2 separate regions of the Homo sapiens genome follow, and region 1 is linked to region 2. The links are chromatin loops, found by intact Hi-C in ENCODE. Cell type or tissue: endothelial cell of umbilical vein. All regions are shown on one strand.

Evidence for each region. A loop is a pair of places that touch in the nucleus more often than their neighbours do. Peaks named below come from ENCODE experiments on the same cell type or tissue, not always from the same donor. Only the 100,000 strongest peaks of a DNase experiment are listed, where the experiment ranks them.
Region 1: a loop joins it to region 2, with 6 times the contacts of the local background. A loop is called at or near these places in 3 of 110 quality-filtered maps.

Annotation. Positions count from the first base shown.
Region 1 is chr13:98,855,875-98,858,374 of GRCh38, reverse strand. It overlaps DOCK9 (dedicator of cytokinesis 9), which reads left to right. Exons shown (of 53, transcript NM_001366683.2): 34 at 2,344-2,477. Among named protein-coding and RNA genes, the nearest start is that of DOCK9-AS1, 25 kb to the right of the region's middle. In endothelial cell of umbilical vein, no CTCF peak of the experiment used is centred here; a DNase peak (open chromatin) is centred at 1,214; H3K27ac peaks cover 2,500 bases.
Region 2 is chr13:98,971,313-98,973,812 of GRCh38, reverse strand. All of the region lies in intron 1 of DOCK9 (dedicator of cytokinesis 9), which reads left to right. Among named protein-coding and RNA genes, the nearest start is that of DOCK9, 5.5 kb to the left of the region's middle. In endothelial cell of umbilical vein, no CTCF peak of the experiment used is centred here; DNase peaks (open chromatin) are centred at 452, 972 and 1,602; H3K27ac peaks cover 2,185 bases.

The DNA of each region.
Region 1 (2,500 bases), 120 kb after region 2:
GAGTTTTAAAAGTGATTCACTGCCTGGATAAAAACTACTCTGAGATTACATTCATTTTAAAAGGCAAGCGTCCTGAGGCTCAGGGTTTCTTTTTCCACCTACTCAGTGGTACCAAGGGAAGAGGGACGAATTTATCTTCTTTTCATTTTACTCAAGTGTCGTTTAAGGACTTTAAAAGCTATGCACTGGGCCAGGATATTAAATACAAACACATACACAAAGACATAAAAATAGGAACAAACTAAGCATATTGATTTTGATATATTGCATTTCCATCTGTTTGTCTTAAATTAGGACTCTAGTTCTGGAATCAAGCTTGAGACTCTGAGAACTTAGGGCCTAATTTTACTTTACTGAGGACCTCTTTCTCTTGAGTTCTGTGTTCTTTTTCATGACTTCTGTGTTCTTCAAATGCTGTTCTACATTAAATATGAAATATGATTATATTAGAAAAATTATAATTTGGTCATAGCATGTGTTTCTTATCTGAGTACAGAAAAAGGCCATAGTTTTTTCACAGGGTTTTTACCTGTCCCTTGCGACAATCATTCACATGGTTTCTCTCCTGGGGAGACGCAGCCACTGGCTGACAATAAGGCTTAATGAAACCATGTTCAAGCCTTTGCTTCTTTTTTCAAATTCTCCTGGCTCTTCTTTTCTTGATCTTTAATACACTGAATCAGTTTCAGGGATAGCAGTGAATAAATCTGAGTGTTCAACAGAGGGAAGGATTTATGACCTTGATGTCACAGGTCTTCCTTCTAAGGTTAAAGAGTTAAAGACTGACCAGGCACGGTGGCTCATGCCTGTAATCCCAGCACTTTGGGAGGCCGAGGTGGGCAGATCACCTGAGGTCAGGAGTTCGACACCAGCCTGGCCAACATGGTGAAAACCCGTCTCTACTAGAAATACAAAAAAATTAGCCAGGGTTGGTGGCAGTCGCCTGTAATCACAGCTACTTGGGAGGCTGAGGCAGAGGAGTCACTTTCAAATATACTTTTGGTGTAACCTAGAGGCTGGCTATATTTATTTTGTTGTTTATTTATTTTTTAACTTAGAAGTATCCCAGTCCATGGCAGCTCATTTGCCTACTGAGATCTGAAAACAACCAGCCTGTTGTGAAGTGCCAAGTAATGGCATCTTCAGCTTGCGTCTGGGAGAATGTGTGCTCACAGCTGCCAGACACAGAGTCCAAATCTCCTGATGCCATCTGCCAAACCAGCCAGGCCTTTCCGCTGGAGGCACGCCTTTTGGTTCAGCACGGAATGTACAAGTCCAAAGAGTCGTTTTAAATTATGTGATTTATTTAAATCTTATCTAAGCAGGAAGTCAATCTATTACCTTAAAAAATTCCATAGTACCAAGATAGGGAGTGATTTCTGCCTTCAAATACTGTTTTTTTCATGGACATCACAAATTTTATTTCCACATTAGATTTCCTTTCTGCTCATAGTTGTTTATAGCAGATTCCCAGATATTCCCCGTTCACAGCACCCTTAGTGTCACTTTATTTCGTGGCATCCCTAGGCTGAAAGACACACCCAGCAGTTCTCTTTATTAGGTACTTAGGACCAAATAACTTAATAAGTACTTACATCCTAACAATTTAGTAGGCACTTAAAAGAAATAATACACATAAATTTAAAGGAAACAATTAATTTTATTTTTAATAACCACAACTCACTACAAATGGGTGGTGTGTACCTGTTGGACACTGACAGCTTCTCAGCCTTTGGGTCAGATTGGCCAGCACCATTCGCATTTCCTGTCCCTCATTGATTACTTGCCTTTTATCATAGCAGGCCCCCAAATACCCAGCTTCACAAATATGTCTTCAAAAGGAGCATAGCACAACCTGCTGCTGAAACAGCAGCTTCTGGCTGAGGTCACATATCACTGTGTTCTCCTCGAAAATTTAAAATACCCCATGACACCCCTCAGAGTTGGGTAGGCTCCTCAGTGTTTATTACCAGTTTGAATGCTACAAGTTTGTTGTGTGGTTTAATTTTGTGATTTGATAGTTGTAGGTGGATTTATCTTTTAATTTTTTTAAGTCTTCATTCTATCACATTCTGAAACAGGTATGCATTTAGTCTTTAGCGATCAAAGGTGGTTTCTAACAAGTGAATTGATGTTTACATCTGAATGTTTCAGACTAGTTTCTTTTTATCTCATTGTATATGACCTGGTTCTTTAAAGGTGAAGTAATGGAATGCAACTCTTGAGCCAACTTCCTAACAGAAAAAATAAGTGCAATAAAAGCAATTTCCCTTAAAGTTCAGTACTCATCTTTATTTTGTTCTGTCTTAATAAAACTTTATTGTTGGCTTGATTTCCATTTAGCTTCTCCATATACAACCTCAACTCCAAACATCAACAGTGTGAGAAATGCTGATTCGAGAGGATCTCTCATAAGCACAGATTCGGGTAACAGCCTTCCAGAAAGGAATAGTGAGAAGAGCAATTCCCTGGATAAGGTAATTGCTTTTCACCCAACACA
Region 2 (2,500 bases):
CAGTTTGGGCAACATGGCGAAACTCCGTCTCTACAAAAAATACAAAAATTAGCCAGACGAGGTGGCATGCACCTATAGTCCCAGCTTCTCGAGAGGCTGAGGTGGGAGGATTGCTTGAGCCTGGGAGAGTTGAGGCTGCAGTGAGCAGAGATCACGCCACTGGACTCCAGGCTGGGTGACAGAGTAAGACCTTGTCTCAAAGAAAATAAAAGTTTCTTTTCAGAGACACCTTTTGGGTGGCTCATATTTTCCTGGGATCCTCAAGTGTTAAAAGCAGAATTTTAGTTCTTATTTTAATGTTTGAATGACCACGTGATTACTCTAGCTAAATAACTCTGTGAGAAGGCAGTGCGAGTACTTGATGTAGAAAGTAGTAGTAGGACTTGGCTTCTGGTTGGACACACCAGTACCTTATCTGGGAACTCTTCTGTCTCTCAGACAGAGGAGGAATGAGACTAGAAAATCTTTCCTATCCCTGAAGTTCTGTTTGCTCTAGAAATAGCAGACTAAGTGAGGTATAAGCTTATGGGCAATGATCATGTTGTTAATTTTCAATTAGACTTTAGGTGACTGTGATTGAGTTAATTAAATTATGCTTAGACAATAGCCTTTCTGCCCTATAGGTTTTCCTGCACCCTTAGAGACAACTTTAGAAAAAGATAATGATATTACATCAATAATATTTAATAAGTAGTTTCCTTGTTTTTAAAATATTGGATGGTGAAAGAAAGATGTTCCCAAAAGCTTTATATAGTGACCTATTCCTAGTGACAAGAACAGGAAATTTTATTTATTCAAAGCCATACACCTTCACTACAATGCTCTTTGTGTTTCATTTGTTTATTCATTAATTCAGTCAACCCACATTTACAAGAATGGAGACTTGCCAATCTTATTGGACAGTGCATTGAGGCAAATAAGATCAAAACCCTCCCTCTCCCCAGGCAGCAAGGCATGAGGAAGGAAGGGGTTCATTCCTCTGGAATGCTTTCATGTGATCTTTATCAGGCACAGTGAGTGTTAATGCCGCCCTGTCCTTTCTAGACACTTAGGCAGACAACACTTAAACCATCAGCAGCTCCAGGAAGGACGTGCTTCAGATTTTTTAGCAGCTAACATAGGCATAGCCAGGCTTTGCAGAAGGCGCAGGCCGAACCCCTAACTGTTCATGTGATCAGTGTTACATGAGGCTCCTGCTGCTGCACACCTATTTTGTGGAGCGGTCGGTGGAAGGAATCTTTGGGGAGTGCATGCTTAGATAGGGTCCGAGTGAATCTAATTACCATGCCAGGCCTGGAAAATGATCTCAGACATGGGGCTTCAGCAGTTTGTTCCCTACCTCATTGCCATGCCAAGTCACTGCTACCTCCTGGGTAGCAGTGTATAGAAACTAAAATCGCTTGTATAGAAAACTAAAAACTAAAATCCACCCAGCTCCGGCATTTATTTTCTCATGATCTGCCATCAGCATGGAGGGAGAATGGCTGGTGACTGTTTTTTTATAGCAAGGTAATGCCAATAGTCATGTAATAATAAAAATAGCCACTACTTATATGGTTCCCTGCTCTGTGCCAGGAACTGTTTTATGCCTGCTAAATGTTATTTCAATTAATCCTCACAACTCTAGGAGGCAGGCTCTATTCTTTTTCAGACGAGGAAACTGAGCACAGTTTCCTCTTGCTCAAAGTTACACATTCAATAAGTGGCAGAGCCAGGATTGTAGACTTTGGGTCAGGTTTTCTAAAATCCATACCTGGACACATATGCACGATTCATGAACAAAAATGAACGTATTCACTTGAGCTTAGCATTGAGACTGTAACAATAAACAAGAAAGGAAAAACACACTGCTCTTAAAAACTTGAAAATTGTTAGAGAAAGGCCAGTTTATAAGTGATAACCAACAGTGGTTGAATAGCATGAAGACAATGGTGGTCATGTGAAGAACTAAGAAATATGAATGAAATAGAGCTGCCGTCAGGAGTCACTCTTATCTTGGGTGTTACATTTTATCATCTTCCCAGAAAGTTACATAGGAGCATAGACTGGTGAGAGTCTAAGAATCTGCAGGCATCCCGTTTTCCTCCCTATTTTCCTTTCTTTTTGAGATGGAGTCTCGCTCTGTCACCCAGGCTGGAGTGCAGTGGTGCGATCTCGGTTCACTGCAAGGTCCGCCTTCCGGGTTCATGCCATTCTCCTGCCTCAGCCTCCCAAGTAGCTGGGACTACAAGCACCCACCACAACACCCGGCTAGTTTTTTGTATTTTTTAGTAGAGATGGGGTTTCACCGTGTTAGCCAGGATGGTCTCGATGTCCTGATTTCGTGATCCGCCCACCTTGGCCTCCCAAAGTGCTGGGACTACAGGCGTGAGCCACCGCGCCCGGCCCCTATTTTCCTTTTTAAAAAATTTATAGATGATCCAGGTTAATCCTGAAATGTTTATTCCCTAATTAGTAAAATGGGCACTGTGGTCCCCATAGTGTTTACAGAGGCTGCCAT